Linked DNA regions of Homo sapiens: region 1 is linked to region 2. Evidence: read pairs that join two places in POLR2A ChIA-PET (ENCODE). Cell type or tissue: PC-9. All regions are shown on one strand. Each heading gives the region's core, and the rest is flanking DNA. Links, peaks and the distances in the headings are about the cores only.

Region 1 (5,390 bases), core at 96-5,095, 1.6 Mb after region 2:
ATTTCATCATTATATAATCCATTCAGTATGATTGCATTTCCTCCTGATGCAATTTGATAAACTTGTGTTTGTATAGCTGCAAGATAATGTTCCACAGATAATGCAGTTTTATACATTTTATTTTCAATGCTTTTTAGTGGGTGTATGTGTATGCTATGTAGAGAAATTAGATGAAGTTTCTCTTAACTTCATTATGGGCAACAAAATTCCTTGGCTTTGTTACAGTTTACTAGGCCCCATAGTGAAAACACCTCTGAGTGTAGGCCAATTCTAGAATACAAAATTACTTGTGATCAGAGCTGTAATATGAGATTGAAATTTGTTACACAAAGAGGTTACTATCCTTTTTTTGAGGATAATTAAACAATTTGTTTCTTTAAAACAAATTAATAGTGATTGTTTCAGGATAGTATAAAGTACAATTTAATCTTTAACAGTGAGAGAGGCTTTGTAGTGGGGTCTCAGTGGTTAAGTCCAATTCTGGGACAAGTAAAAATGTTTTAGGGTCTTATTACAGAATGAAAACTATATTGTTTCTTAAGGAATTTAATGAACTAAAAAACATTTTTGCTTAACACTCTTGATTTGTAGTACATCGACCAAGTATCTTCATTTAACAGAAAGTACATACTTTTGTTAAATAATGAAGTTTTCTGGAAATCTGTTAACTAAGGGTACTTAGAGTAGGAATGTGAATATTTCAAATTTCAAATCATCCTTTTCTTATGACAAAACTCTTTTTGTGGCATTACACTGCTTTAGAATAAAGTTCATTAATGCTTGCTTAAAAAAACATAAGGGGTACTGTATGTGTCAAAAATAAAAAGTTGGAACTTCATAAAATTATAGGATTTTTTTCTTCCTTTCCCACCTCTACTGTTTTGTCATTGCTCTTTGAGATGAAAGAGTCTAAACCTGTATGTTTATTTAACTGTTGGATTTCTTGTTTCTCAATTAGGAAATGAAAGCAAAAATCTACACTTGATTTTATAATTGACCTATTTGTTTTCAAAAGTATGCACATAAATGTCAAAATTTAAGTCTAATGTAAGCTATTTACCCTAAGCATTAACATATCTGTGTAAAAATGGTTACCCATATTGCATGTTTAATTACCTTGGTGTTTAAGAGCTCTGATGAATATTAATAATTTACCAGGATTTGATCTGGAATTATTTTCACTCTGTGATATTAGAAAACTCTTAAAAACACCAACATTATGTTTTATTTCTGTCACTACATAGCAATTCCTGGGCAACATAGAGGTGACATGAAGAGTAAGAGAGAAAGGGGATTAGATGTCGACACTTGGGATTGAGCTGTTAGAAATAGTATGTTTGTCTAAAGAGAGGAAATGAAATTTTTTTTCTTTTTTCTATGCATAAGAAATGAAATTTTGTGGGGTAGGTGAGGAGATCTCTGGTTTGTGATCTTCTTTATTGACTTAATGCATTCTTTCAATATCTATAGGAAGTTATGTCAGTAACTGGTAGATAAATTCTGGCATTACATACCAAACAGGAGAGACAAGCTTCTGCCTTCATTGGAGCTTATATTCTCTTTAGGGATAGCAAAAAAAAATAAGTAAATAAGACAATTTCATTGACTAGTAAGTGCTATGCCAGAAATAACAGAGGGTAGAGTGATAAAGAATGATTGGTGGAGTGATTTTAGATTCAGTGCTCTGGTAAGGTCTCTGAAAAGGTGATAATTAAGATGATGAGAAAGCACCAAGTGGTGGCTGGTTTCTTAAAATGAGGTATTAAATTACCTAGATCAACATATTGGATAAAATATATAATATTTAAATGCTTTAAACTCTTAAGCTCTAAAAAGATAGCCATTTTTTTAATGATAGCCTGTAACTAGGTAGGGACAGTAGATAAGGATGGTTTAATGCTGTGCAGAAAAGGAAAACGAAATGGAAAGAGATTTTTAAAAGAAGTACCAAAGGCCAGGTACAGTGGCTCATGCCTGTAATCCCAGCACTTTGGGAGGCCGAGGCGGGCGGATCACTTGAGATTGGGAGTTCGAGACCAGCCTGATCAACATGGAAAAACCCCGTCTCTACTAAAAATACAAAATTAGCTGGTCATGGTGGCACATCCCGGTAATCCCAGCTACTCGGGAGGCTGAGGCAGGAGAATCGCTTGAACCCGGGAGGCAGAGGTTGTGGTGAATTGAGATCGTGCCATTGCACTCCAGCCTGGGCAACAAGAGTGAAACTCTGTCTCAAAAAAAAAAAAAAAAAAAAAGTAACAGAAGTATGGCCATAGACTGCCTTTCATAAGTATTTGTGTTGCAGGTACATGTAGCCCATCTTGGCTGGAGATGGTCCAGTCTCATACTGTCCCCCAAAGCAAATGTAAGCCTCTACAGATGAGACATATTATCCTAGACCTCAGTGAACCCCTACAATTACATTTTCCAGCAAGTAGTCAAAGATAACAAAGCATATGGAGAAACAGACAACTGAAGGAGAACCAGCAAAAAGAGACAGCAGAATTGGAATTCCATAGACTTGGGATATTAAAAATATTAGACACATATTTAAAATAACTATGCTTATGAATTATAATACATATGAAGATATCTCCAAGGAAATCACAAAAAGCAGCATAGCAGATTTGAAAAGGAACCAGACAAAACTTTTGGAAATGAAAATCCCAGTAACTGAAATTTAATAAGCCTGGTTTTGTGTTGAGTACTTTGTATCAAATGAATTCTCCTACTGAAACCTTATAAACGTTAGGCCATATATATATATACAACAGCTATTTGAAAGCCTTGGAGAGCAGCCGGTGTAGGTTCGACTTGAGGGTCTGTGATTCTTGAGAAAAGAGAAGCTCATGAAGTGATCTCCATATTTATTCTGGTCTTTTCCTTGAGGGAATTTTCTAATTCTCAGTGCCAGATGGAGATCAAGCAAAAAGAAGGAGTTTTACATGGCTAAGGAGCCCAGAGAGGCTGGTAACGGAGGCCTAATCGTGGGGGTTGGGGGTGAGAGGAGAACTGCAGAGAACTGAATATTCTGCACATAATATCTGCATATAAGTTCTCCTTCAAGTATGGTAGTTTAATCACTACCCAGGCCCAGGGCAGGATTTCTGGAAACCCATCTGATAACAGTGACTTTGAGGCTTAAGAGCTGAGCAGAAATTTCAGCAACTTTGAAATACAGATTGAGTTCGAATGCATAAGATAACTAGTAATTGGTACACTGAAGCCATTATCTAAAAAGTATATCCTTTATGATATATTCACCTGTGTAAATTGTGTTCTTAAAAGCTAAAGATGAGAGAATTTGTTTAAAGAAATACAGTAATAGGCTAAGTTCTGTGATCTTTATCTTATATGGAGGAGTAAGGCTGTGTCCCAAATGCAAATACAGCTTCAGGTATTTGAGATTAAATTAAGAAAATACAGTAGTCCCCTCCTTATCCATGGGGAATATGTTCTAAGACCCCCCAGTAGATGCCTGAAACCACAGCTAGTACTGAACTCTATGTGCAGTGTCAGTTAATCTGATAAAAGTGACTGTGTGGGTGGGGAGGGAAGGGTAGCACATACAGCATGAATGCACTGGCAAAGGAACAATAATGTCCTGAGTGGGACAGGGTGGTGTACGATTTCATCACACTACTCAAAATAGTGTGCAATTTAAAACTTTTGAATTCTTTATTTCTGGAATTTTTCACTTAATATTTTCAGACTGTGGTTGACTGTGAATAATTAAAACCATGGGTCGTGAAACTGCAGATGAAGGAGGCCTACTGTATTACACCTTTGATCATAATTGTCCACTATCTGAATGAAGCAATATATGATTCTTACTAACTTTTCACTTGCTGTACCAGATTGCTACAGAAGGTAAGACCTACTTAGAGGTCAAGGATATCCTTGTGTTGGTCCATACATAATTCTTTAAGTCATCTTTGTTTTTATCTTGCTAAGGGTTTCCAATATATCTTTGTTCTTATATATAAACAGCTTTTAAATGCTTAGGAAAATTTGATGTAAGTACTAAAATGTCCTCAGGATTGACCAGTACATTTAATGCATGACCAAATACATTCAACATCCACAGGAACATACAGCATTCAGGAGCTTGTTTTTTATAGGTCATTGAATTTTCTACAGAGCTACTGCTGAGAATTATTTTTTAAAGTAATATGCTTGTCTCAAATATGCTTGTCTAAGTCAATAAGTCCATTTCACTAGAAAGTTTCCAGGCAGTAAATAAAGCAATACACTGAGCGAATTTTTATTGTCTCGAGTGACATAATGTCTCTAGTTTTCTTACAGTTCACAGTGGTTTTACTACAGAAGCACAACAGTCATTCCTGTTCTCTTAGTGGAATTATTCATGGCTTTTAATAAGGTAGATTTTATTATGTTTCAAGATCTTGAATTTTTTTAGGCTTCTGTTTCCATACACACACGTACACATTTAATATGGCTTTCTGAAGTACCTTTAAATCAGAATTTATCTTACTTTTGCTGTGTTTAAAGCATTTTCTATTGAACTTTTCAATGAAATTCAATAAATGTAATATTTTTCAACTTTCCCAAAAATTTAATATTAAGGCTGATTTATAGAAATTCATCTAAAACTTTGCTACTCAAACTGTGGTTCATGGACTAGCACTCTTTGGCCATCACATGGGAGCTTATTAGAAATGCAGAATCCTCCTCCTCCCCCATGCTGTCACTTACTGACTCATAATCTGCATTTTAATAAGCTCAGGTGATTCATATACACATTTAAGTTTGAGAAGTGTAGATCTACAGATCTAAAAGCTTATTTACTAGTGCTTATACTTCATCTAGTTAACCCTCAAAGGGAAAGAGCCCTGTGTTTTAGAAAATGTATACCACAGCATGAAAGATCAAGGTATTTTAAAAGGTTTCTAGGAATATCTTAGAGGCTGATATAATCTGTTCTTTTTGGAAACAATAATTTTTATTTTCTTTTTCTTTTTTTTTTGAGATGGAGTTTCACTGTTGTTGCCCAGGCCAGAGTGCAATGGTGCGATCTCGGCTCACCGCGGTCTCTGCCTTCTGGGTTCAAGCGATTCTCCTGCCTCAGCCTCCCAAGTAGCTGGGATTACAGGCATGCACCGCCATGCCCAGCTAATTTTGTATTTTCAGTAGAGGCAGGGTTTCTCCATGTTGGTCAGGCTGGTCTCGAACTCCCGACTTCAGATGATCCACCCACCTCAGCCTCCCAAAGTGCTGGGATTACAGGCGTGAGCCACCACACCTGGCCTTTTATTTTCTTCTTAGTGGTTTTACCATGTCATTTGTTATATCCCTTTCTTTTTGTTTATCTATTAATAATCTAGGTACACATCTTCAGTTTCAGCTCTTTTCTGTAGACTTTTAAAACC
Region 2 (5,390 bases), core at 301-5,300:
ACAGTCTGACCCGGATTGAGCCATGGAGCAAATAATAACACTAACTGCAGCTCCAGACAGAAAAAAAAATAGGAGTTCATTTTCCAGACTCTTGTGGGAATACAGAGCATGTCTGCTGAAACCGAATCCAAGAGTTCAATGATACTGTAGACTCAAGTATTTCTTTAAATTCCACGTAATAGCTTTTCCGTTCTTGGTGTTTTATAACACACTTCTGAGCCATGATTCAGAAAGTGAGGGAAATTCTCTGTCTTTCTCTCTCTCTCTCAAGTTGAGTTATATAAAAATTACAATTGTAAGGTGAAGCTCTAACAGAAGGCCACAGGAGTTGCTATATGTACTGTTCTCACTGACCCATCACTGCAACTTAAGTCAGTTCATGTGGACTTTCTTTGAGGGAACGCCATTTCTTTAGGCATTAAATCTAAACTTCTTTCCTTTGGGTTTTGTTTTGCTTCATTTTTGCCAGACTCTACAATCCGCCCTAGAAAGCCTGAGTATTACATCTTCATTCTGTCATTTTCAACCCTGTTTTCTCTCTTGACAAGGATAGACATGTTATTTTGCTGATATCACTGTTGAGTTGTATGAGGCCTTCTCCCTTTATGCAGGGGCCACCAGAGTAATCAGTTTTATGTAGCTGCCACTTCATACTACTGTATCCTAACAGCAGACATGCTAGCAATTCTCTTCAGTTTAATTCAATAAATTGGCCACATGGGTCTATTTATTAGCTGATATTGGCCTCCAACATCTAATATAACAAATATTACCGAAAAGAAATAGGGTTGAAACTATACCTAAGATTACAGAGGGAAATAGTCAAGCATCTGAGGAAAAGATCTTGTTTTTCCCTGCTATTAAAAAACTTAACTGTAAAAAACACTGTATGTAGTTCTATAGACGGCATGCATCATCAGGCTGTGAGTACAGACACGGAGATGGTTCCTTTAAATAAACACAGGTGTCAGGACGCTTAAGCATGTAAATGGAGGTCACACCTTATTTTTTCTGTAAGCTTAAAGTCTTAAAAAGTCGTGGTCTGGATCAACAGGAGCAGGGGCTGTATCAAGGCATGGTCCATTCCCTGCTCCGCATTTGGCTGGGAAAGACTTGGTCCTTGGCTGGATCTAAAAAGTGCCCTAAAAAAAAAAGCCCTACTTTATAGCAGTGAATAGTAAACTGGAGATAGCATGTTGGAATACAAGTCTTGAGAGAAGGTGGAATCCTCTATGAAAAAGAGAGAGCCTCAGAGAGGGGAGACAAGAACCCAAGAATCACAAATGTTTTGTTTCTCTGCAAGAAAGAATGCCAAGGTGCAAGACTATCCCGTTCTCTTATTCCAAGCTGCCCTCATGTAATGAATGCTCTCAGCCACTCACTCGAATACGTTTCTTTTGAAATTAGAAGTAAAACCTAACACTTATGTTGCCAACTTAAAGAGGTTTGGTTGTATTTAAGAGCACACGGATATTAGCCTCCAACAGTTTTAAAGAAGCTAAGAACTGACATTTATCCAGGACCCACTATGTGCCAGGGCTACCTACCATGTTTCCTCATTTGAATTCCATAACCACCCATGGTGGTGTGCATTATTATGTTTACTTTATAAATGTGAAAGTTGGAGCCCAAAGATGAGGAGTAATTTGTTCAAGGCCACACTGTCTAGAACATGGAGCAACCAGGCCTGTCCAATTCCAAAAGCCACGTTCTATCTCAAAAGCTTCTTTTAGAATATTTGATACAGTCCTCATAGAGATTTATGAAATAGAATTTTATCTTGAGAAACTAAGAAACACAGAAGAGAAGCTTTCCTCATCACTACATCTGGATCCAATAAACTTAAAAATATTTTTTTAAGATACATTACATTTGGTTTCTTTCTCTTTTTAAATTTGTAGTCCAAATTATCCCCATCCTCTCAGCAAAATGAAATAGTAACCTCTATGATAAATTATGAGATTATCTATAATGTGAAATCATCATGAAGTCCAAAGAGAAAAGAAATGAAACAACTATTATGTTTTAAAACTTGAAATATTCAAGAAGGATACATATAGAATATACATTTTTAAAAAATTAATTTTTTAATTAACAAAAATTGTGTATGTTTATGGCATGCAGCATTATGCTTTGAAATATGTATACATTGTGGAATGGCTGAATCAGGCATATGGCTTACCTCATATACTGATCATTTATTTGTGGTGAGAACACGTAAAAATATACTCCTTTAGTTTTTGAGTATACGAAGCACTGTTATTACATATAGAGAACAGAATATACTATAAACATTCATAAAGGGCAAGCTGAAAAAATTACATTCCTTTATTTCATGGTAGTTTTAAATTTTTATATTAAAAACTATTATATTAAAGCTTTAAAATAAAATGCTATATTACAAGGGTCTTTATGACTCAAAGAGAAACAAGGAAAATTAGAGTATATTTCATAAAATTTAAAGGAAAGCTCTTTTATTTGAAATATATAAGAAGAAAAACACATTATATTTCTTTAAGAGACTTTAGACCTTCCTCCTTGAGTTTTTGTTTTTCATGTGTCCACTTTTTAAATGTTTCCATTTCCTCCACACACATATTTCTGAAGAGTTATGAGCAGGAAGTTTTCTCACGTATTTTCCCAAGTAGAAAGGCCTCCAGCTGCACACAGACTTTCCCATTGCCCCAGTATTAAAGTTCTGGGTAAAATTTTAATTACTAATTTAGGAAAGATGAGACATTTTAAAATTTAATACAGTTTGCCCTTTTTACAGACCATGTAGAATAAAGCCTCAGTATGCTTGAAAAAATCTCTTAGCAACTGAGAGCGGAGCTGGCCAACAATGGATGATTCATTGATTTAGCTTGAGTGTGCAGGAATGTCTGCCAAAAGGTCTGAATAAACTCACATTGCTAGACACTATGGTAAAATGTACCCTGACCTCTTTTAAAACTCTATCAGAGCGGAAAGTTAAACTTGCAGCTTTCCAGCAATTCACTGGCATCTGGAAACACACTTGAATTATAATATCTTGCTTTTATAACAATCGATAGATTATTATTTTCACCTAATTAGACAATGGCTGCTACTAATTGGAGGTTTCTAAGGGGACACCACCGTGCTTTTAAGCACTAAAAATAATGGTTTCCTATTCAATTTAAATCTGAAAGGAGGCTTTTTGAAATCCCAAACTGAAAGAACTGATTGTTGGTTTTTGGTAATATTGACCCAAGGGTTATGAAACATTACCCTAAACAATAATTTGTGCATTTAAAATTGGTAAACATTATGTAACAGATATCCCATGTCTCTAAGTTTATGCATACATGTAAAGATTATATATACCAGGACATCCTAGCTTATATTTATATAAAATTCAAAAAGCTCGGCTCTTTTGGTTACATCTATCATTTGTCTCCTCAACATCCTTTTTAGGGGCAAGTATTATTTCTCCTGCTTTAGAACTGGAAGACCACGCATGTGGAATTTTAAATTGTTGGCTTGCATTCATAGGTATTCAAATCAAGTGCAGGCCCGGGCTTACAAATGGATATTCTAGTTTAAAATTGAGTATTAGACGCATTGCACTACTTTATCACTCACAACTTCAGCAGCTATAATAAAAATAATCCATGAAACCAAATCCTTGTTTCCCAGTGGTGAACAAAGATATACTTCCTGGTTTCTTTTGCCCTTCACAAATGTAAGCATAGAGCATGGAACGTTCTGCCTTGAAAGAGCTGTGCTTTTGTCTGCTTTACTTCTTCTTCCTCATCTTTCCCCTTACCTTTTTCTCCTTCTTCCTTTTTTTTTTTTTATCTTTTTGTGGTAAAATATTCAGGATTAACTGAACAATTCTCTGCTCCACCCCAGAGGTAACCATGTTTATCAATTTGAAGTACTCCTTTTCATATTGTTTTGTGGAGCATTTCCATGATTAAATGAACACATAAAGGTATATCATTTTGATTTACATGTTTTCCCTGTTTAATATATTATCACATATTGTTCTATAACTTACTTTACAAAAAAAGTACTTCTTGGAAATCTTTTCATACCTGTACATTTGAATCCATTTCATTTTTAAAATTGCTAAAAAGTATGTCACAGTGTTAGCTTACTTTCTGAAATGGGGCAAGTTATACACATCCACTAAAAATACAGCTGTTCTTCCAGAATAACCTAGATGGTCATATAGAACAAAACAGCATATGGAAAAGTACAAATGAGTGAAGAAATTTAGCCTATTTTTTTTAACTTACTTCACTCTTGACAATTATATGTATCCAATAGCACCAGAGGCAATGAATGGGCTTGTTACACTGGATGCTAAAATCCAAGTAGTAAGACGAATATGATGGGGATCTTGCCAGAAAGGGGCCTTGTCACTTGGAGCAGAGGAGTAGAGAGCTTTATGGGTCAAAGCTGAATAGAACACACACGGTTCCTGCCCTCATGGGGGTAACAGTCTAACTCTTAAAGACCTTCCAACTTCACCCCTCCTTTCCATTCCCACAGTAACTGATAGTCTAGACCAAACTTGTCCAACCCACAACCTGCATGCCACATGCAGCCCAGGATGGCTTTGAATGCAGCCGAACACAAATTCACAAACTTTCTTAAAACATTATGAGATTTTTTTGATGATTTTTTTTTAGCTCACCAGCTATTGTTAGTCTTGGTACATTACATGTGTGGCCCAAGACAATTTTTCTTCTTCCAGTGTGCCCCAGGGAAGCCAAAAGATTGGACACCCCTGGTCCAGACTTTCCACATTTCTGGTGTGAACTATTGCAGGAACCCCTATGTGGTTTTCTTGAGTCTAGTGTCTTGAACTGCTAATCCACAGCAGAGATATTCCCAAAGAGAAAGATCTGATCATGTCACTGCCCAAATGAAACACCTTCATTATTTTCCCTTAAATGACAATACAGGACAAAGTGTAATCATCTCAACCTGACATTCACAGTCTAACTTCCCAATTTTTCTCCTGTTACTTTAAGTTCTAGTCACATCAAACTTCCTACTGGTCTGTGGAGATTCTACGTCACACTTCTATGCTTTTTCACATACTGCCTAAAACGTTGTTTACCTTTTTCCACCTGGATCTCCTGCTTGTTGCTCTACACCGGCTTCAACATTGCCTCTTTGGTAAAGGGCTACCTGACTTCCACAGCAGGGATTTACTTCTTCTGTGCTCCCAAAGCAGGTTGCATTCACCTCTATAATGGCATTTCATGCTGTTTCAGCATTATTTGTAATGCATATATAAGTTTTCAACTTTATTTATAAGAAATTGTACATATTAGTTAAAAATCAATTGTGAAGCACCTACCTATGCTAAAGTTTTTGTCAAATCTTAAGTTATCAGTCATAACTCATTGCTATAC

The links. Peaks named below come from ENCODE experiments on the same cell type or tissue, not always from the same donor. Only the 100,000 strongest peaks of a DNase experiment are listed, where the experiment ranks them.
Region 1: POLR2A ChIA-PET joins it to region 2 with 5 read pairs; 2 of 35 experiments call an interaction of 5 or more read pairs at or near these places.

What each region holds. Positions count from the first base shown.
Region 1 is chr1:86,994,209-86,999,598 of GRCh38, forward strand. All of the region lies in intron 1 of HS2ST1 (heparan sulfate 2-O-sulfotransferase 1), which reads left to right. Among named protein-coding and RNA genes, the nearest start is that of HS2ST1, 82 kb to the left of the region's middle. In PC-9, for the core only: no CTCF peak of the experiment used is centred there; no DNase peak of the experiment used is centred there; H3K27ac peaks cover 40 bases.
Region 2 is chr1:85,404,490-85,409,879 of GRCh38, forward strand. The region is part of intron 1 of DDAH1 (dimethylarginine dimethylaminohydrolase 1); the gene reads right to left. Among named protein-coding and RNA genes, the nearest start is that of DDAH1, 58 kb to the right of the region's middle. In PC-9, for the core only: no CTCF peak of the experiment used is centred there; a DNase peak (open chromatin) is centred at 2,882; H3K27ac peaks cover 1,061 bases.